4 separate regions of the Homo sapiens genome follow, and all the other regions are linked to region 1. The links are chromatin contacts, found by Hi-C in ENCODE. All regions are on one chromosome and are shown on one strand. The core of a region is the stretch at or near the end of the contact, and the rest is flanking DNA. Distances in the headings are between cores, read along the strand shown. Region 1 holds the start of TMEM161B (transmembrane protein 161B). Region 2 holds the start of SKIC3 (SKI3 subunit of superkiller complex). Region 3 holds the start of KIAA0825. Region 4 holds the start of CKMT2-AS1 (CKMT2 antisense RNA 1).

The links. A loop is a pair of places that touch in the nucleus more often than their neighbours do. Pooled maps may share reads with other maps.
Region 2: a pooled map shows a loop between it and region 1 (13-fold over the local background). The contact joins the promoter of SKIC3 here to the promoter of TMEM161B in region 1. A Hi-C loop is called at or near these places in 5 of 50 pooled maps.
Region 3: a loop to region 1 is called in a pooled map, with 6 times the contacts of the local background. The contact joins the promoter of KIAA0825 here to the promoter of TMEM161B in region 1. A Hi-C loop is called at or near these places in 4 of 50 pooled maps.
Region 4: a pooled map shows a loop between it and region 1 (13-fold over the local background). The contact joins the promoter of CKMT2-AS1 here to the promoter of TMEM161B in region 1. A Hi-C loop is called at or near these places in 8 of 50 pooled maps.

The regions. Positions count from the first base shown.
Region 1 is chr5:88,264,957-88,270,515 of GRCh38, forward strand. TMEM161B (transmembrane protein 161B) reads right to left here and starts at 3,889. Exons shown (of 12, transcript NM_153354.5): 1 at 3,765-3,889. The coding sequence starts at 3,767. TMEM161B-DT (TMEM161B divergent transcript) reads left to right here and starts at 3,926. Exons shown (of 3, transcript NR_039995.1): 1 at 3,926-4,071. RefSeq lists enhancers at 3,676-4,175, 3,866-4,055.
Region 2 is chr5:95,553,422-95,559,125 of GRCh38, forward strand. SKIC3 (SKI3 subunit of superkiller complex) reads right to left here and starts at 1,556. Exons shown (of 43, transcript NM_014639.4): 1 at 1,515-1,556. It overlaps ARSK (arylsulfatase family member K), which reads left to right and starts at 1,680. Exons shown (of 8, transcript NM_198150.3): 1 at 1,680-1,983. The coding sequence starts at 1,858.
Region 3 is chr5:94,616,108-94,621,672 of GRCh38, forward strand. KIAA0825 reads right to left here and starts at 2,497. Exons shown (of 21, transcript NM_001145678.3): 1 at 2,393-2,497. It overlaps SLF1 (SMC5/6 complex localization factor 1), which reads left to right and starts at 2,562. Exons shown (of 21, transcript NM_032290.4): 1 at 2,562-2,658. RefSeq lists enhancers at 1,511-2,375, 2,114-2,293, 2,604-2,783, 3,174-3,283.
Region 4 is chr5:81,297,530-81,303,108 of GRCh38, forward strand. CKMT2-AS1 (CKMT2 antisense RNA 1) reads right to left here and starts at 4,040. Exons shown (of 2, transcript NR_034123.1): 1 at 3,758-4,040. ZCCHC9 (zinc finger CCHC-type containing 9) reads left to right here and starts at 4,058. Exons shown (of 6, transcript NM_001131035.2): 1 at 4,058-4,169. RefSeq lists enhancers at 3,787-4,576, 4,140-4,239, 4,390-4,569, 4,577-5,366.

The sequences.
Region 1 (5,559 bases), core at 2,639-5,138:
GAGCATTAGGACAAATACCTAATACATACAGAGTTTAAAACATAGATGATGGGTTGATAAATCCAGCAAAACCACCATGGCACATGTATACCTATGTAACAAACCTGTATGTTCCGTACATGTATCCCAGAACTTAAAGTAAAATTTGAAAAAAAATTTAAAAATACAATTCTAAAACTTTATGCTACCCCAAATTATCAGCGCAGAGAAGTGTTTTTTATCAAGTATCACAGGTGATTCCTATGCAAACTCAAGCTTGAAAACTAGTATATTAACCCACTTTTCAAAACTCAGTTGAAGTCACCTACTACAGCAGTCCCCAACCTTTTTGGCCCCAGGGACTGGTTTCATGGAAGACGATTTTTTCACACATTGTGGAGGCAGTGTGGAGGAAGGATGGTTTCGGGATGAAATTGTTCCACCTCAGATCATCAGGCATTAGATTGTCATTTAAGGGTCACCTAACTCAGGTCCCTCACATGCACAGTTCACAACAGGGTTTGCGCTCCTATGAGAATATAATGCCACCACTGATCTGACAGGAGGTGGACCTCAGGCATTAATACTCACTTGCCCACCACTCACCTCCTGATGTGCAGCCCAGTTCCTAACAGGCCATGGACCAGTACAAGTCCACAGTCCCAGGGGTTGGGAACCTGTGACCTACTACATGACCCAACCTGCTCTCAGTTAGAAATAATTTCTTTCCACTGTACTCTTTGAGCCTATTATATGTGTTTCTCTTATAGCATTTACACACTCTTCCCAACACTCCCCTCCACTCCCCTCAAAAAGAAAACTTTTCATCAAATCCAATTGATTATGGCAAAGGTTTATAACCTCCCCATGGCCTACTCTCCCACACCTGCCCACAAACCATTGTTCAATTACAGCAGTAAGTTACTACAGGATGATACACAGATGCAAGCCGTGATATCTGCAATTCCAGGAGCTAGCTCTAATCTACCTATCTTCCACAAATTAGCTTGAATGGTAGAAAGATTTATATTTGATCAAAGTTGGTCTGTAATTTTCAAAAAGGAAAGTGCAATAGAGCAAATGGCTTTATTCCATTAGTAAATTTCCTATAGACTTGTCTTCACAACAACTTGAAAGCATAAAAATTAAGCGTGAGTTCAGTATTTTCAGTCTGGATCATAATCCTATTCTCCTTCATTCATAATACAAAAACCTTGTTATAGGCACAGGTATCTATTGAGTATCGGTATACATAATGTATGAGAGAATGAGAGCACAGAATTAGTTTATCATTGATTAAAACAAGAATTAAATCAAAACATTCCAAGAGTTGTGTTCCATTCTGGAGCAGTATTTAAGACAGTAGTGAAAGACTTGGCCAAATATACAAAGATTCCAAGTACTATCTATGTGACTTATGAAAAAAATGAAAAAGAGAATGATAAAAGAAATCAAACTTAAGCCAAAATGGCATGGAAACAAAACAGTGGAAATCAGACTAACTTTTATTTAATCTGAAACATGTAACTATCCTCAAAAATGTTGAGTAGTCATGGAATCATAAATTTAAGAAGGTGCTTTAATACCCATCAAGTCCCACTTCTCTTACCCAGGAGGAATTTGGAACTCTTATCAAAATTGAGTGACTTTTCCAAATCCATATAACTAACAATGGGCAGAATCTGGGTCCTCTGGGGTCAATACTAATGTTCTTTTCATAATATCATTAGGCCCCAGCAATGCAAAACAAGTTCTGATTTCAACAAGCTGAATCCTCAATAAATTCAGCCCATGTTCACTTCATTTAATGGTTAAACTCTTCCCTTTGAAAAATTCCAAGCATTAACCACACTTGCATATACAGACATTATCAATTTCATAGCTGGGAAAGATAAAACTCAGCCAAGATAATTAGCTCAGAAATATAAGCACTTCCAGAAGGAAAAGAGCCAACTAGTTAGTTCCAAAATGACATTCAGAAAAACAGCATAAGATTACATTAGTTCCAAACATTAACCATCTCTTTTGAACCGACAGGATAAGCAGGATTCTACTTCTAGTATTCCAAAACACTGAGAACAAGTTCATGTTCAGCTTTTCTGTGACTATGATGAACTTAAGTATTTTAATTATACTTTACCTTCAACTTTTCAGACCAAAAAGTCAAAAATTAATCTTAAATTTAAAAAATGAAAATATGAGTTTTAGTCCAGACTGCCAAACTACTGTTACTTTAGAAAAATCACTGTCAATTTCTAGACCCCAGATTCTTTCTTCTGTAAAAATGGGGATGGAAGAGTGATTACTAGGCTTTGGTTTCTCCCAGTTCTGTTTTCCCTATCCTTGTCTAATTTCACTGATACAAAAGAAAAACAACTTTCTTAATACAAACCATATTATTCACTGAGGCTTAAAAAAAAAAACTTTAAAGAGATAGGTTATCTGGTAAAGTGCACCAGGAACTACATTATTTTGAAGGTCTTTGTTCTACATTCAGCTAAGTTTCTAAAAGTCATTCAAAAGCCAATCACCACACACATTAACTGAATGTTGGCAATATTTGGCCCTGAAAATATAAGACAAACTGAAGCTAAATTCCAGGACAGAAGCCTCTGCAAGTGAGGGTTTGAAATCTTGTATACGGTGAAGAAACTGACAATAATGAACTTCACCAGAGCCCCGTGATCTTGAAAAACAGCAAAGGTTAAGAAACCCCTTGCCCCCGTTTGTGTTCTGAGAAATTGGCTTACTGCAAAGAATCATCTTTCCTGTAGAACTTAGATAAGACTAAGGGTTGATCCATACCCCCCTACCCCTTGTTTACCTATAACAAGGCCATAACTAGACCCTTCTAATTCCCATCCTTTGCTTCGTAAATGACTTGCTGAAGTACCTGTCCCACAGATCAATCGGAACAAAATACTTATTAACCAAACTTTAAGATTCTCTTCTCTCGGGTACCTGAATTTTGTCCTTCCCTCAGTCTGAAACAACATATACAAACCTCTCCTAACAGCTCCTCCTCAGAATACATGGGCTCAGGGTAAAACATTATCTGGTTACTGCCGGATCATACCCATATTTTCATCCCAATTCCTGACATCTTATTTACCCCTACCAACAAAAGACAAACCCTTTCTGCCTAACCTTTAAGGTGCATGCAAATCTTACGGTCATTCTCCCTACTGCAACAGTTCCTTCAACCTTCCTCCACACCCCTGCAATATTCCTTTCGAATAAAGTCTGTCCTTACTAAACTCGGGTTTTTTATTTGACACCCTTTTCAATTATGAAATGGCTAAGTGTAAAGAATAAGGGGACTACCGTTTCTTTAAATGACAGGTGTTGATCTTATACAAGGAGACCCGTTGTGTCCACCTGGAGAGGCTAAAAGCATTTCTAAGATCTGAAGTTCTTGGCCACTGTTCCGCGGATGGAGAAGGGGGCGCAGAAGAGGTGACTGACCCGGCAAGGTCAACTCTGGGATCACCTGGCGCCACAGGCCATACACAGTAAATGGGCCATGAACAGGCAGGCTACCCAGTCCATACTCCCTGACAGATACGCCCCTGCCTCCGGCCCGCTAGTCTCCCAGACAGGTAGGCGTAATGCTGCTTCCTCAGGGGCTCAGACACCCTGAGATAGGTGGTGGGTCCTACCCAGCAGCTCATCCCAACGTCTCAACTCCATTCTGAGCAGAGCACCTGATGGCTCTTTTCACAGTACTGACCTCCCCGCCCTTTTCGCCCCACCGTTGTCACTCCTGCCCTCACAGAAGAACTCACCATGGCGCCTAGGATAGGTCGTGGACCAGACACCCTGGAGTTGCCGGGGCAGTCCCAAACCTCTTACCTCCCGGTCCTTGAGCCGAGAGACTCTCAAACAGCGAAAGAGAGGGTCTTCCGGCTCTGCCGGAAGTTGTGCGCGCGCGGGACAGGAAGTTCCTCCCTTCTCCAGAGCGCCGTCGACCCCACGCCACGCAGAGGTGAAGATACGCAGGACGTCCTCTAAAGCAACTTCCGTGGGTGCCAGGTTGTGGGCTGGGGGCGGTGCTGACCTTGAGAGAGCGGAGGAGGCGCAGGCGCAGCACAGGTACGTGGGCGGGCGGATCGTGGTGGCTGCGCTTGCGAGGACCCTGAGGTAGATTGGGTGGTTTCAACAGGAACGCATCCACTGTCTGAGAGGTGACGGAGGCACACGTTGGTGTGGGGAGCGGGAGGGGAGAGGGAGGGGGGCGGGTGGGGGGCGGGAGGGGGCCAGGGGTGGGAGTGAGGGTGCGCGATGGGAGTCGACTCCAGACCCAGGTGATTTAGAGAGAGTAAAGACCACCTTTGGCCGTCATTTTGTCTCAGCTTAACTGACGCCCTCTTGTTACCCTCTAGTTTTCCTGACTCGGTCCCTTATTAGCATATCCTCATTTCCACAGACCTGTCCGTCTGTTGCTTCTGTTCCCTGCCTTAGTGGGTACCGTAGCTCTACCCTCCTTCCGGGCAATGGAATCTCATAGTGAGAAGTTTCTTCACTATTCACAGGTGGCAATTGAAGCCGGAAGAACATCTACCAAGAGCAGAGAACCCAGGAAGAAAATTCTGCCTCTTTAATACGTTCCAATATGGACGTTTTCCATATAGATACCTATCTATATAGATAGATGCTCTGGGATCTGACGGTCCTGGACACCTGTATGGCTGTGTGCTGTGGTCTTTGCCTAGCCTGCGGTTCACTTTTGCTCTGGCCACCACCTCCCCTCATGTACAAACCGCGTCTCTGCTCTGCCAGTCTTGGCCCCCGTCAGGCAGCGGTTCACTCCCTCACCAGGGAAGTCTAGATAGATAGATATAGATAGATATCGATCGATAGATATAGATATATATATAGATAGATAGATAGGTAGATATATGGATAGATATAGATATTTGGATAGATATGTAGACGTCTATCTATAAATATATCGATATATCGGGGTTCTCAGCCATCCCAAAGAAGCTTGCACAGGGCCAGTTGCTTTATGTCAGGAAAAGGGACACAGACTGAGTGTATGAGGGTTTTTTTTTTCTATAGATGTATAGATATTTATATCAGATGCAAATAAGTGAAACTCTCATACAACTTTTAATTTTGTGTTTTTTCCAAACTCTATTCCATTCAACTTTTTCTGCCTTTTTATTTGATTATAATGAGACATCGTACTGGAGGCAGGCTTGAAATGGATATACAGAGCACTTTCAACCCAGAAATTTGTCTCACGACTTGGGGTCCTTACTTAAGTTGTAGCTGTTAGTAATTTCATCCATGAATTCACTTTGTGCCATAGTGTGATGTTTTGTTATGAAGTTGGAATTGGGAAGGGAAACTAGGAAGTTTTGGGAGAAGTTAAGAAGGTTGAGTAGGCAGGCGTTGTTATAGATATTAAATTTCACCCTGCTTATCAAAGTACCTGGAGCGTATGGTATCCAAGCTGTAAATGGCCCAAAGGAATCGGGGTTCTCAGCCATCCAAAAGAAGCATGCACAGGGCCAGTTATTTTATGTCAGGAAAGGGGACACAGACTGAGTGTATGAGGGTTTTTTTTTTTGTTTT
Region 2 (5,704 bases), core at 306-2,805, 7.3 Mb after region 1:
AACTCAAAACAAATTTGTTTTTATGAGAGAGCCCACTTGTATTACCTTCCGTGCTGTATTATTATTTCATGTATGCTTGGTTTTGCTTCCCTGAAATCTAAACTCATGTAAACTGAGACTATTGTTTAGGGGTTTTTTTGTTTTTGTTTTTTTTTTGAGATGGAGTTTTGCTCTTGTTGCCCAGGCGGAGTGCAAAGGTGCGATCTCAGCTCACTGCAACCTCCACCTCCTGGGTTCAAGTGATTCTCCTGCCTCAGCCTCCCTAGTAGCTGGGATTACAGGCGCCCGCCACCACGCCCAGTATTTTGCGTATTTTTCGTAGAGACGGGGTTTCACCATGCTGGCCAGGCTGGTCTCGAACCCCTAACCTTCGGTGATCCGCCCGTCTCGGCTTCCCAAAGTGCTGGGATTACAGGCGTGAGCCACCGCGCCCAACACTGTTTACGTTTTTGCATGCTCCCGCAGATCTTTATCATGCTGCTTGAGTAACAATTCTGCTACACTAACAGATAAACTAACTGCAGACAGAGCATTTAGTGAGTTACGGCACAGACTCTTCAATTTTCAGTCGTGCTCTGACTGGCTCCCTGTGTAAACTCAGGCCAGTCATTTAACCTCTCTAAGCCTGTTTTCCTATCTGCAATATGGTGAAAGTGAGGATTATAGAAAATATTCCATATAAAAGTACGTGGCACGCAGCAGATGCTCAGTAAATGCTTAGTATAACGCTCAGCACCTAAGTGCCATGTGAGTATTAAATAAACAAATCTGTTCCTTACTACAATTATCTTAGGCAAAAAAAAACCTGCCAGATATTAGTATTCAGTTGACTTAAGTAAGTAGTATAACTCCTCTTTTAACTGTCAGAATATTAAAACTACTAGTGTGATGTGCAAATTATATACCCGAAACTAGATACAGAAATTGGAATTTGGCTTTGGGACAGAAATCTGCTTCTTCCAGAACTCTCCAAAGGAATTCAACAGTCAAAAGAGACCGGTTTTTATTCTGCAGCAAAACAATGATATTCTGAACCTACGTCAACTAACTGAACATGTCACACAGCCCATTTCCCCCTCCAGTTTCGCTTATCTCCTTTGCTCTCTGAAGGCAAGGAACAGCTATGCTTTCCCCTGCCTACAGCCTGAAACTTCTTACTAGGCCCCGCTCCTCGCCCCATGGGAGCACAGTAAATCCTGACTGCACGGGGTAAGAGAAGCAATAAGATGAGACAGGCTAGAGATTTCCCTGGGAAGGTATTCGGGGGGGTCTAAGGCATTCACGGCGCACCTGAGGCGGTCCACCCAGAGGCCCCACAAGGCACCGCCCTATTCAACTTAAGTGACAGCCGCGCCGCCACCTCATCGCCGCCCAGTTCACGCTCTCGCCGAACACTCAGCCACGCTTGCGCGGCCCAAAATGAACAGCCCCGGCCCCGATCCTTTCTTTCTCTAAGTACCATTTCAATCGCCTTTAGGATCCCTTGTGCAAAACCGACAGAAATCCAAACCCACCTGGAGCAGATGCTCCTCTTCTACAAACGCCGAGGCTGCAATGAGAGCGCATGCGCCTTTCCCAGGACTCATTCACGTGACTGGAAGTGGCTGGGTTCTGATTTGCTCGGTATTTGATTAAAAGGTCTTAACGTGGGTAAAAGCGGGAATTTCTCTGTTGCGCATGTGCGCGCTCTCCGCCTGATAGGAGTTGTAGTTCTGCGGGTGAAGCTCGGCGTTACTATCAAGCAACCAAACTGCAAGCTTTGGGAGTTGTTCGCTGTCCCTGCCCTGCTCTGCTAGGGAGAGAACGCCAGAGGGAGGCGGCTGGCCCGGCGGCAGGCTCTCAGAACCGCTACCGGCGATGCTACTGCTGTGGGTGTCGGTGGTCGCAGCCTTGGCGCTGGCGGTACTGGCCCCCGGAGCAGGGGAGCAGAGGCGGAGAGCAGCCAAAGCGCCCAATGTGGTGCTGGTCGTGAGCGACTCCTTCGTAAGTACCGCGAGGCAGGGGAGGGGCGCCCCGCTGGGGATCGGCGACCTCACCGCCGCCGCCTGTGCTGCAGGCTTTGGGGAGCAGAACCTGAGACATTTTCAAACACCTTTTACCCCGATGCAAAGAAAGAAATACATTTTATGTGAGGCCCCGTGTACTCACACGTACACCACATACCTATGCAAACATGTAAAACAATAGTGAAACACTGAAAACATCTTTGCAGATCTTTTTTTTTTAATACTGACCTCGATTCGCTAAATTATTTTACCACGACTAATGAACTTTCAGTCCATACCCCCGTTTGGTTTAATTGTGTGGTAAAATAACATTCTGCATCTCCATAAAAGCGTGTTAGCTTTCCAAAAGTCATTTTCCAGTTCACCTCAAGTTTGCAGGAATTCATGTTTGGGTGAGAAGTGAAGAAAGTTTATTTTTATTACCCAGGTCTGTGATAATCCTGTTAGTGCTGATTCAAATGGAATCGTTGGTATAACTTGATTCACTCCCCCGTATTCCAGAGAAATTGTGTGTATGTGTGTGTGTTGGTAATGTGGCTGAATCCCAAACTTAAACAGTTTTTGAAACTTTCCCAAGCCAAAGGTGCTACTGTCAACCTTACGCGATGCTTTTAGGATGATCCATGTTTTAAAAAGTGCTGCTTAGACAATTGTTTGGTTATTAATTGTAATATTAGTTTATTATCACTCGGTGTTACTGTGGTCACACAGATGTTGGTGTTAAGCATATCTGGCACTAAAGAGTGTTTGTAATCATATGTTGTATTTCCTTTCTCGTAGATTCCTGATGATTAAAATTACATAGTCTGGATGTGCCCATGGGATTTTTTGAAAATATTACTTAAAGTTATCTTTGTGATTTAAACTTAGAGAATGGGCAGTACTGGAAATTGACTAGATGGCATTTTATTACAGAGTGCTCTTGTAATCAAAGGCAAATGAAGGAAGCAGGATTGTGCAGAGGAGAAGCTGAATTTTGTTGCCATCTTATGAATGACAGTTCTCAAACTAGTATGGTGCTTCAGAGCTGCTTTCCAATAGGAGTGAGGAGAACAGACCTTTCCACCTGCATGTTGGATGGCCACTGGTTGTGGGCTGCTCCTAGAATGGGGCATGGTGTTGGGCAAAGCAGCTGTCTTCAGCAGAGGCAATTGTTCATTCCTAAAAGGGAATCCGAATGTGGATCACAACATCCCAGAAACTTCCAAAGATGACTGAGATATATAGGTTTGTTATTTTTTTTAGTGTAGTATGAATGCATAGATTTTTCTATATTTGTGCTTAAATTTTTTGCATTCACGGCCGGGCGCGGTGGCTCACGCCTGTAATCCCAGCACTTTGGGAGGCCGAGGTGGGCGGATCACGAGGTCAAGAGATCAAGACCATCCTGGCTAACACAGTGAAACCCCGTCTCTACTAAAAATACAAAAAAATTAGCCGGGCGTGGTTTCGGGCGCCTGTAGTCCCAGCTACTCGGGAGGCTGAAGCAGGAGAATGGCGTGAACCTGGGAGGCGGAGCTTGCAGTGACCTGATATCGCACCACTGCACTCCAGCCTGGGCGACGGAGCGAGAGTCCGTCTCGAAAAAAAAATAAAAATAAAAATAAAAAAATTTTTAAAAAATAAAAAATAAAAAAAATTTTTGCATTCACATACTTGTTAATATTCAAACTGTCCTATCTTTGGCCAGTGGAAGCCCCTTCAGGTGGTTCTGAGTCCTTTTGACCCATCCCCATTAGTATTTGACAGCTTGCTTTAACAGAGTTCCATGTCCACAATACATATTTCCTGTCCCATCTTGTATTTAGAGACCACAGTCTGAGTGTTAGGGTGTTCATTGCATCTAGACCTTTCCAGTGGACAAATCTAGAAAGTATATAATATTTTAGAATGAGAAAAATAAATTGTGAGATCATACTGATACTTTCCATTCAAATTTAAGATTACAAGTTTATTCTTTGATTTTTATACTTATATCTTTTTTGTTTTATGCCAAATATTTTGGTCTAAATGCATTAATGCAATTACTTATTTGCTTTATCCAAACATATAATATGTATATATCAATGTGTTTGAAAATAAGACTGTAATATTACTAGAAATAATGCTAGTCCTGAGTGCAGCTTACAGTTTCTTTGAAGTTTTTGTTTTAGGTATATTCAACTATATAGTAAAAATGTTGGTCTTTAAACTTAAAATAATTCCTCTCTCTATGATTATACCAGTTTGGTATGCTGTTAGATTCTTGACACTGTGATTTATCATTTCTAAAACTCTGCAGGCTAAGATAGAGCAGTTAAGCTGGATAATAATTGTAGGAAGAAAATAGCAAATTGGTTTTACTTTCAGGATAACAACGCAAGAGCTTTGTAGATCAACTCCCAAGAAAACAAGCAAACCAAATGAAAACTCTTTTTTAAACTATACATAAAAACTATTAAATATTTGAAACACTTAAAGTGTCTGGAAACTGTCCTAAGGTCATACACCAAATGAAGAAACATTTATTCAAGAAAATCTATGAAAACTTGGTAAGAATAGCAAGAAGGGTCTGTGGCAGTGAACTATAGTTTTGACAGAGGTTTCACTCAGGTGGGTGTGGCCAAGAAGATAGGACTACTCCCCCTCGGCTCCCAATCACCAGTTATGGTATCTCACCAAAAGGGACAGGCTGTGAGATTTCTCATCTTCTCCTAATCCAAGTTGGAGAGGTTAAATTCCTAATGAATGCAGCTGAGAAGTTGAGGGCTCCCTTACTTCAGTCAGCCCCCACTTACAGGACAGAGGCTTTATGCCAAGTGCGGAAAGTTGAGAATCCTAGGGCCCTAATTGCCCTGGCCCTAGCTCTCTAGTAGGACAGAGGTTCCATACCAGGAGAGACAAGCTGAGAAGACCAAACAAGCTTCTGCAAAGCAAGCAGAATGGAGGAAATAATAAGGATTAGGGCAGAAATTAAAGAAACAGAGGATGGAAAAATAGTAGAGAAAATCAATGAGACCAAAAATTGGTTCTTAGACAAAATCAGCAAAATTGACAAACCTTAGCTATACTGAACAAGAAAAAAGACAAAAGAGCTAGATGACTAAAATCATGAAAGAGAATGGTTACATTATCTTAAGAAATAAAAGAATTACAAGGGAATACTTACATACAACAACTGTATGTCATCAAATTAGATAAATGAAATGGACAAATTGCTAGGAAGGCAGAAACTACTGAAACTGACTCAAGAAGAAATAGGCAATCTGAATAGACCTATAAGAAGTAAAGAGGGTAAACTGGTAATTTTAAAACTACCAACAAAGAGAAGCACAGACCCAAACGGTTTCACTGATAAATTCTACCAAATACTTAAAGAATAATTAATACTAATTCTTCATCTACTCTTCCAAAAATTAGGAGAGAACACTTCCAAACTATAAGACCAGTTTGGCCGGGCGCGGTGGCTCACACCTGTAATCCCAGCACTTTGGGAGACCGAGGTGGGTGGATCACCTGAGATCAGGAGTTCGAGACCAGCCTGGCCAACATGGCGAAACCCTGTCTCTACTAAAAATACAAAAATTAGCCAGGCGTGGTGGCAGGCACCTGTAATCCCAGCTACTCGGGAGGCTGAGGCAGGGAGAATTGCTTGAACCCAGGAGGCAGAGGTTGCAGTGAGCCGAGACGTGCCATTGCACTCCAGCATGGACAAAAGA
Region 3 (5,565 bases), core at 1,247-3,746, 6.3 Mb after region 1:
TAATCCCAAACTTCATAAGCACTGAAATTTGATAGCAAAATATCCCTGAGATCTGCCTACGGGATCTGCCTACAAGTCAATGCAATGTAATCAAATACACATTAGTATTTCAGGCTAGCTATACCTATACAGTTGTAAAACAGGATATTCTTTAGAATTAACTTCTATGTCATTTCTAGTATTGGTCATTTCAACTAAATTTTTGTAAATTCTCTGAAAATTAGGCTATTTCTGTTTCTCTATATAGAATTGGGTATTGGGATGGGCAGGTTTAATAAAGCATATTCCTGAAACTATGTGATAATCCCCATCTGTTTGAGGGTTACGTGAGTGGAACAGCACAGTTTTGCTAATAATTCCTTATAAATCATTACAAAGTTGAATTTTATGAATTTGTGCTCATTTACTCATTCTTTCTCCCTACACACACACACACACATGCACACACAAATATACATGTATACAAATGTGTGTGTGAAAAGCTGTCTAAAGAGATAGTTAGCTGATACTCTGGACTCAGTCACCAATATGCTTGCTGATGGTCTCCAGATCTTCTGCATTTGCCCCAAGTGTTATGCTAATGTACAGTATAGGCATTTGTTTGAATTAGGATAATAAAACTGGCCAAGGATAAAGGCACTAAAGAAACTGCATTATTTAGATGTCAAAATTACCTTATGGTGATGAACACATCCCTTAAGTCCCTTTTATCCTCAAGTTTTGCTATCCACTTGATTTCTAAATGTGACATACTATCTATCCATTTTTACCTGGAGTGAAAATAATGATACTGTTATGTTTACTTATAAAGGTATAGAGCACAGTAAAAAGAGCCAAAATTTAGAGTCAGGTAGACTGGATTCAAATTTTAATTGTGCCATTTAATTGTATAATTTATGGAAAATCACAACCTCTTTGGGTCTCAGTATAAAATGTTTTGCAAAATAGAAATAATACAATTTTTGTGATTTTCTTTTTTTATTAAACATTAAATAAAATAATAAATGTAAAGTGCCTGGCAGACAGTATCTACTTGGGGTAAGTATTAATGATTGGCTACATTCAAGAGCAATTCAAAGAGAGAAATCACTGCCTCTAAAAACTAGTTGCTGTACAGATATAATACATAATATCCCTGAAGTAATTTATAATACTTTCAACTGGAGAAATAAAGAAAAAATACAAGATTCAACAAAATGTCAAGATTGGGATTAATGGGGCGATTATAAGTTTGTTGAATTATTAACCAACAAGGCCAGAAAATCAATGTGCTGTCCTAAATATGGTTTGTTGCATTACTCTCAAAAGGTTAAGAAGACACTGGCCTGGTGTTAACAGGGGCCTTGAATTGAACATATTGCATTTTTCTTTATCGGTATGCTCCGATAAAGAAAATGTTTTTATGGGTATGAGGAGCATACCCATAAAAAAAATGCAATAGTACCTACAACTCTTTCGGGAACTGACTGTTTTGAAAAAATAACAGTCAGCTGCCTTTTACGGGGGTTGGTGGGGAGGTAATTATCTAAATATAAGGTGGCAAGTGAAAACTAGTTACCTAAGAAATTGCATTACTTAAGAGAAGTCGCCAAGGTTCACTACATCACATCTTTCAAATCTTAAATGAGCACCTTTCCTCACATTATCCCTTTGTCGGAAGCAATTTCTCTTTACAACTATTCTGGCTACCTCAGACCTCCATCCAAAATTCTCCTGAATCCTTCATTATCGACAAAGCCTGGAGCAGAACGCAAGCATTCCTTTCTGAAAGCACACATACTTACTGATCACTGCTTTCCAAAAATGCATCTAATGCCCAAGCATGAAATTACAAGCTTGTTCTCTTATGTCTCAGCCATGAAAACAAAGACCGTTCTTCTCATCCAATTCAAATGGCGGGAGGAACCTTCAATTAATTCTAAATCAGGAAGGAACCTCCCCATCTCACTTCCTAAATGTTTGTAAAAGATGTCTTCTTCAGCCAACCTCCTGCCTTCCAGGCACGGCACCCCAGAACTACGGAAACAGTACTCAGGAATCAAGAGTGGCCAAACGCTGCCAATGGGAGATAGGAAACTCGTTGATCATTGGTAGAGAAACTCGGCACAACGCCGAGTCACGGTACACGGTGTCTTCGGCCTCGCCCAGGGACACTTGGTGACCCGAGGTCGAGTTCCAAGTCGGAGACAGATTTTGCGAGTGGATAAGACGGTAAGCCGGGATCCCAGGGCCTTCTCCAGCTGCACTGGGTGTCAAGCGCCACGGGGTTTGATGGGGACTCCTTCTGGTTCCACCCTCGCCCACTCACTTCTCGGGCTGGCCATAATGCTGCACAGAGCCCCGGCCAGCCATTAATATCAGGCGCAGGAGAAAACCCAGTAAAATCACTTACCAGTCTTCCACCTCCGGTGCTGATCTAGCAAGAGCCTGACCCGCTGGCCAGACTCAAGCTCTGCACCAGGTATTACCACCCTGGCGACGGCTCCGGAGCGTCACTGACAACCACCCGGAAATGGTACTATCGCTTCCGGGGCTGCCTAGCGCGCGGCGGGAAATTGTTTCCCAGAGCCCGGATTCGTGAAGCAGTTGAGTGCTGCAGCGGCAGTCGTCGCCCCTGCCGCCGCTGCCACCGAAGGAAGCATCCCAGACACCGGGAAGGTAAAGGGGCTCAGCTAGGAAGACACAGTGTATTCTGTCTCTGTGGGGATGTTTCTTCGCCGGGCGGTACCTCCGAAGTTTCTGCCTCCCGGCTGTGAGGCTAGGAAGGAAGCGGCTGGGGTGAGCGGCAGCGGTGTCTGGCTCTCGCGCTTTCTCCAGCTGCAGTTCGTTCCAGCTCTCCCGACTTCGCGCTCGGCGCCGGAGTTGGTGGGCTGCAGCTGCAGACCCCGCGACGCTTCGCCCGTGCCGCTGCGGGGACTGCCACCGAGCGCCCCTCTGCAGTACTGGGCTGAGCCACTTCCCCCGCTTCTGCTTGCGCAGCTCTGCCGCTCGGCCCGCCGCCTGGAAGGCGCTAGGCCCCCCGCGTCTCTCGTTTCCATAGAACCCATGGGGACGCCTCATCCTGATACCAGAATTTTGGCTGCTTTCCATAACTTAGCGTCTGCGAAGGTGGCTGGGATACCCCAGGCCCACTTTCCTGTGACGAAGAAAATTGTGTCATTCTTTCCTCTCTAGTAGAATTTTTTTTTTTTAAACTGCTAAAACGGCAGTGATCCTATCTCTGACTGCTATAGGCCTTTAAACACAAACATACACACATACACTTTTCGCTGAAGGGAGGGTCTGTGTTCCTGGGGTTTATATTTCAGCTGCCTGAAGGCTGGAAACAAGACTGAGTGGCTATTTTAAGATTTCTTCCACTTCCAAAGCCTCAGATTAAATATTGACAAAAAAAAAATTGGTCCGTCTCGGGTACTTCATATCATTATTTGACTCAGGAGTTAGATGGAGCTTGATTTTGGAGGCGCCAGCCTCTTTTTTGACGAATGACTTTATTAAAAAATTTTGTTGTTGTTGTTGAAATATTGGGAATGAACATTTGAACTGAATTTACAATGTATGTGTGACAGACAATGCACCTTGTGGACTTTTTGGTTTATGTTATTCCGTTGTGCCTCAATTCTTGGAAATACCTGTGGATGTGCAAGATGTTCTCATTATTGGAAAGTTTGATTACGTATATTGCAGGTGTTCAATACCTAAGTTGCTAGTATGAGGTGAATTTATATTAAAGAGTATATTTCTTTATTTTCTTTTCTTACCTTTCCTTCCTTCCTTTGCTTTCTTTCTTTCTTTGACAGAGCCTTGCTCTGTTGCCCAGGCTGGAGTGCAGTGCCTATCGGCTCACTGCAACCTCCGGCTCCCAGGTTCAAGCAATTCTCCTATCTCAGCCTCCCGAGTAGCTGGGATTACAGGTGCGCGACACCACGCCCGACTAATGTTTTGTATTTTTAATAGAGACAGGGTTTCACCATGCTGTCCAGGCTGGTCTCGAACTCCTGATCTCAAGTGTTCCGCTCGCCTCGGCCTCCCAAAGTGCTGGGATTACAGGCGTGAGCCACCGGGTAACTCTTGAGTATTCTTAATTTAAAGGAACTAGGATGTTCAAATACTTGAATGTTTAAGTCAATTTTATTGTAAAGACAGCGAACCTTCAGTACTGCAAATAAACCCCTATTCTGTTTTCTAAATCCAGATTTTATTATGCGTTATTAAGTAAAATTGAATTATATAACCTAACATTTTCTTGCTTCCCTAAAGCATAAAGCGTGGATCACGTGAAAGTCATTGAAAAGATGATCAAATGTGGTTACTTTTCATAATCAAAATTCAGAACTGAAGATTTCGTAATAAGCATCCACATTTTCCACTGATGTTCAAAAACATTGCGTTTTGGGAAACCAATAGTATAGCTTTTATTTATTAGTACTTTCCTTATTATATGTATCTTGATTATATTACCCTAAAGTAGGGTTTTCACCATTTAAATAAAACTTTTTTAGAAAGTAAAATAAAAAATTCTGTGTTGGCTTTGAATAATAAACCCTAAACAAAACGAATTCTCTCAAGAATGTAACTAAAATGAGACATCATCTGTTACTCTTGTAGTTGACTCTTTGAATATACTAATAGAAAATATATCTGTATAATGTACTATGTACTGTTTTTCACCTTATAAGGGCATGTTACTGCTTAAAAGTAAAATAACCCTGGAACTTTTAAGTTCACTTAATTCATACTTTCTATCAAAATTACTTTGAAATTTAAAATACACTGTCTGGTTATTTTTGAGGAGGAAGAAAGACTTTCTCATATGAATCACTCTAATGATTGATACCAAATCACTTTTGAGAGGAAAATAATGAAAACTTTGTTTCTCATTAGACAAAAAGAGCACTCTTTAGATTGTTTCTAGAAATGCTTTGAAATTTTAGGCACTGTTATTTTACTGAAAATAATTTATAATTATGTTTAAATTTTTTCAGTGATATTGCTGTTCTAAATGTCTTCCCACCCTTGTACTGTTCTTTCACTTAATGTATCTTTCTTTTGTGTTAGCTGAAAGTAGATTGCTTTATGAAATTATAATGTGGTTAAAAGTATTAGACTAAGTTCTGCAATTTAATTCACCTTGGTATTGTAGAAAAGGCATACAGTTTTTGCAGAAAGACTTATATGTGCATCTTGTTTTTACCATTTACTAGCTGTGTACCCTTGAAGTAGTTTCTTAATCACTCCGATTTCCCAGTATCCTCATCTGCACAAGAAAAATAAATAGCACTTATGTTGTGAAGAAGGAAATGAGCTAACATATATACTGTGGTATAAACCACAGTAGGTCCTCCATAAAAATTAAATCCTGCTTGTTCAACCTTAGACGTATGGTCTTCCTTCTAAGTAAACCAAATTTCCTAGGATACCAAAGCACATTTGACTTCTATGGCTAACCGATATCTACTGTCCACCTATTCTTTTTCTGAACCTTTCCTCTCTTGACCAACTTGCTTCCTTAAGGACTCCTTCATCCCGAAATTAACATCTGCCCAGCCTGTGCCTTGTACAGTA
Region 4 (5,579 bases), core at 2,790-5,289, 7.0 Mb before region 1:
TTTTTCCTCACCTATCCTATTTTACAGAATTCCATTTGTAACTGCAAGACCTCTCATTGTTCCTTGGAATGGACAGTCTAAGGCCCGTATCTGGTATGATTTCCTCAGACATAAGGAGGAGGAAGTACGCATTTCAGAGAATAAAGGAGAGCTTGCAAATCTTGCCACTTGTTTGTAATTTAGGTTTAAGTATTCATTTGAAGCACTTAACATCCTAACCACCGAAACACATGATTAGGAACTCAAATTTGAGAAATACAACAAGATGGTAAGATGAGTCAGAAGGATACATCATTTTTGTGATTAGTGTTCCAACACTATTCTTTATCACGTTTAAGCAAAGAAGATGAAAGAGATTCAAGCTTTTTCAGAGGGTAACACAAACTTTATATTATTCCTATTCCTTATTGCCTAGGAACCTCAAGTAACTTCCACTAATAGGTTTCTCTTGCTCCACACTTCCAATAGATTTTCTTTCACTTCTGAAATAAAGCAGTATTGCTTGTAATTTTGTTACTGAGAAAACCAACAATGCAAATGAAAGCATGTTAGTTAACAAAATTCAGTCACTAGCATTGTGTTCTATGGCAATCACTTAACTTCTCTGAAACTTAATTTATTGATCTGTAAAACAAGAAGATAGGGTTTTAAGAGGTATGTATTTCTATGAGTCTATAATTAGAAATTCTCATGTGCTGTGTCAAAACTCCCATGGATTAAAAATAACTCTTTAATAATGATTCTAAATGTAATACACACCCATTAAAGAATATCTGTAAAATTATGTATAAAGAAAAAAACCCTCACAATCCTATTACTCATGGGCCTTATTGTAAGGATCCTAAAGCAGCTAAAAATATCACTGACAGGTTTTTAAGATGTCAGAATGTCACTGGTCTGGATCTTATTTTTATTTCCAACAGCAGGGTCATTAATTTTTTTCCTCTCTCTTCTGCTGTATTTTTCTGCATACTATAAAAAAGTTCAATAACTGCCCGGAGAATGCATTAGGTACAGTTTTCCACACAATCCTCTTCTCCAGATCTATTTTATGGGATCTCCTGTATGATCTAAAACACTATCCACAGTTGTTCATTGCTTAAGCTCTAATGGATAAAGTTTGAACACTATAATTTCACATTTAAAAACACTTTAATTTGGCAAAATCTCATCCCAGCCTTCCTTTCCAGATTCACTGTTCTCCGTTCCAAATTGCTCTATAGGTAAACTGGCTGCCTGGAGGCTGTTCACTCTAATGTGTGAGTCAGTTAGAGGGATGGTCCACCCAGGCTGGGCCTTGGACACTTCTAGTCCTCATCACCTATTGGTCACTTCATCTAGGGTGGCCAAGCGCCTAATATTCAGAGAGAATCTGGGCAAGAATGAAGATTTAAAATTCTAATGGTAGTGGTTTCAATTCCTGGTAATATGGAATAAGCACACTCCACTGTCTCTGCCAGTGAATCAAGCTATAAATCAGCAATTTGAGGACTGGAAAAGAAACAGCAGCAGGAAAATTGAGAAGACGACCAGAATTCCTTATTTAACATTTACCTTCCTGATAATATTGTTATAAAAAATACATTTACAGTATTTCAATAAGTAGATGGGAAAACTGAATACAAACATAATCCCTTGAACTGTAAAAGTAAATACTTTCCAAAAAAAAAAAATCGAATTTGGGCAAGGATAACTTAGTAAAGTGTTTTAAAGTGGATCAAGTAGACAAACAATCCTCTGCAGTATTTCAAAGTAGCAGAGCACACAGGTTTGGATTGAGATCTTGGTTCAAATCCTGACTCTACCTCTTATTAGCTGTCTGACCTTGGATAAGTTACGTCAGCTCTGTGAATTTATTCCCTCATTGCAAAATGGAGAAAATAATAGTACCAACCTCACAGAATACTGAGTGGACTAATTAGGTAACGAATGCAAACCATTAAGCATACTGCTGGCACCTATAAAATGTTCAGTAAAGTTAGCTATTAGTAGCAATAGTTTCCTCCGAATTCCAAAGGACTTATTCTACGCCCTATTTGCTCAACTACTAATCTTTATTGGACATACCGCTACAAAAAGAAATCGGTATGTTCCTTTGCTTCCAAGAATGAACGACCTACAGTTTAAAATGCAATATACCACTAAAAAGAAAAGTTTTAGTTAAATGCGCCCTCTAGTGGTATGTTATGTGTAAGTACCTTGCATCTACCAAAGATAAAACCTCTTCATGAAATGTCACTACCCTGAAACCAGCTGGTTGAGATCATTACAGTATGGGCAGCACTACCACACATCTTTTAGGAAGTTCCCTATCTTCAAGAGCTGGAAGTTGCTGTTGTTTGTTTGTTGTCTTTTAAAACTTTCTCCACCATATGAACTACGGTATTTGTGATATGTACCATACCAAATCTCAACATTCCTACAAGCACTGACTTTAAAATCCCTTCTCTTAAAGAAAACTGGGCCACTTTCTAGTTTGCTTTAAACAAACATCGCAAAGTACTTATTCTTCATTTACTTAACAAATACGAGGGCCAGGCGCGGTGGCTCACGCCTGTAATCCCAGCACTTTGGAGGGAAGAGGTGGGCGGATCGCCTAACTCAGGAGTTTGAGACCAACCTGGCCAACATGGCGATATCCCATCACTACTAAAAATACAAAATCTAGCCGGGCGCGGTGGCGGGCGCCTGTAATCTCAGCTACTTGGGCGGCTGAGGCAGAAGAATCGCTTGAACCCGGGACGCAGAGGTTGCAGTGAGCCGAGATCGCGCCATTGCACTCCAGCCTGGGCGACAAGAGCCAAACTCCTTCTCAAAAAACAAAACAAAACAAAACAAAAAAACAAATACGCAGTGAGCACCAAGGATGTACCAGGCAATGAGGATACAATAAACTTACACAATTATTGTGTAATTACAAATGTGAACCGTGTCATAAGAAAGTATAGACTGCCGTGAGCACACAGTAGGGGATTGGTCTAGTATGGGGGTAGGGGGCTGGAAGGCTTTCTTGAGAATAAAATACTTAAAGCCTTGAAGGGTGAGTAGAAAGTAACTGGAAGAAGAAAAGGAGTACCATACAAAGAGACTAGCAAATGTAAAGGCCTGGAGATGGCAAGGTACACACGGCATTTGAGAAATTGAAAAAATGATCCTATGCACGGAGCTCAAAGGAGAGACTGAGCAAGGTGAGGCTAGGGAAGTAGGCAGGGACTTCATAAGGAGTTCGAATTTCATCCTAAAACAATGGGAAGCGAAGGGAGAGTTTAAAGCAGTACAGCAGTACTGCTTTAAATGTAATGATTTACATTTTCAAAAGTTCCGTTCCTACGACACGGAAAATGGATTTCAGGGAGTTGGGGCAGAATGAATCCCCAGACCAGTTGTAGAACTACAGGTACAATATGGGACAAGGGAGGAGGTGCCAACAGAGATAAAAAGAAGTGGACAAATATTCAAAAGGTTAAATGGATTGAGCAAACTGTTGAGAGTAGTGGTCCTGGTAAATTGCATTTTTTCACTAGGCACAGCTGGTGGTGGTATCCATTTGCAAGAAGCTACAGAAAATGAGCCGTTTGGAAATCCAGGGTTTTCCTCTTAAAAAGAGAACTTGTTTGGCTACAAAGTGTTAACATTTTAATTGAATGCTCAACGAGCACTGAAGGGGGGACATGAGGCACTGCCTCTCACCCAAGAGAGCCCCCAAATGTCCTTTTCAGACTTTTATCACAGTGACCCACTCCCACCGCGCCTTTACCTTGCCTCTGCCTGGAATGTCCTTAACTCCCTCTTGCCGGCAATTTCACCAGATTTTTGATTTCTTATCCAGTCTCACGGGAAGCCTTTCCGGCATCTCCCACCCTACCGATCTTCCCGTCTATCTCGCCTGCTACACTGTGAGTTCAGACAGCACGGATTGAACTCTTCATCTTTTCGTGTCGGCGTCCTGCACAGGGCCATCCCATCACTAAGCGCGCCACAAACTCAGCCCAGTATTGACGCCCACGAGTCGCTTGTAAAGACCGTCTGTGACGCCGGAAGTGACGCGCTCTCGGGCACTATGTGCTTCCGGTCTCCAATACCGCAGGAGGGCGGTCTTCCCCGGCTCGCCAACTCGGCTGCTCTGGGGGATTCGTGCGCGGTAAGAAGCTGCGCGGTAGCGCGGTGAGGTGAGGTTCTCAGCCACCAAAGCTGCAGGGTCTCGTCGTTCGTTCCCTCTGGCCTGGCGGAACTTGCGTGGGAAGCTGGGAGGACAGAAGGCTTAGCCGCTGGGTCCCTGAGCTGGCTGGAGCGCGGGCTGTCTAGGGGCGGCGACCTCAGCTGTTGGGCTCCGGCTGCTGGGGGCTGTGCGTCCAGCCGCCCTGGAATCCGCCTGTGGGTGGGCCGCTTGGCTCTCCCACTTCACCCTCTTGATAACCCAGAGCCTCCCCCTTCCCACGTACGTAGGGGAAGGATAATCTACTTCCTTTTGAACAGCTTCGGTCCCCACTATGACAGTCGCATAAACTTCAGCGAAGAGTGCGCTGGTAAAGTGGCATGGAGTTTCTCACACCAATTCATTGGGTCCACCCTTCAGCTTCTGTGGAAGGGGTCTTTCTGTTACTAGGAGCTGAGACTTGGGGGGTTGCCAGGGATGCTGGTCTTAAAAGGTGATAATTTAGGCCGGGCGCGGTGGCTCACGCCTGTAATCCCAGCACTTTGGGAGGTCGAGGCGGGCAGATCTCCTGAGCTCAGGAGTTCGAGACCACCCTGGGCAACATGGTGAAACCCCTTCTCTACTAAAATACAAAAAATTAGCTGGGCGTGGTGGCACGCGCCTGTAATCCCAGCTATTCGGGAGGCTGAGGCCCGAGAATCGCTTGAGCCCTGGCGGCAGAGGTTGCAGTGAGCCAAGATCGCCCACTGCACTCCAGGTTGGGCTACAGAGTGAGACTCCGTCTCAACAACGACCACAACAACAACAAAAAAGGTGGTGGCTTAATACAGCCATGCTCCCCTTAAGAACTGGTATAGTTATGAGAAATGGTTGGGCCGTTTCGTGGTTGTGTGAACATCATAGTGTACTTGCACAAACCTACACAGCTGGGCCGTATGGGATAGCCTGTTACTCCTAGTCTACAGACCTGTACAGTATAACTACTAAATACTGTAGGCAGTTGTAAAAGGATGGTGTGTATCTAAACACAGAAAAGATACTGTAAAAATATAGTGTAAAAGAAAACATGGTACAGCTGAATAGGGCACTTACGCATGGAGCTTGCAGGGCTGTCGGTAGCTATTAAGTGAGTCAGTGAGTGGTATGTGAGTGTGAAGGCCTACGATATTATTTAGGGTATTACTGTACACTACTGTAGACTTTATAAATGCGGTATGCTTAGTCTAAGTTTATTAAAAATAAGGTAATAACCTTAGCTTACTGTGCTTTTTTAACTTTATAAACTTTTAAATTAATTTTAACTCCTTGACCTTTTTTTTTTTTTTTTGAGACGGAGTTTATTCTCTCTGTCTCTCATTTTTGAGACAGAGTTTTGCTCTTGTCACCCAGGCTGGAGTGCAGTGGCGCAATCTCAGCTCACTGC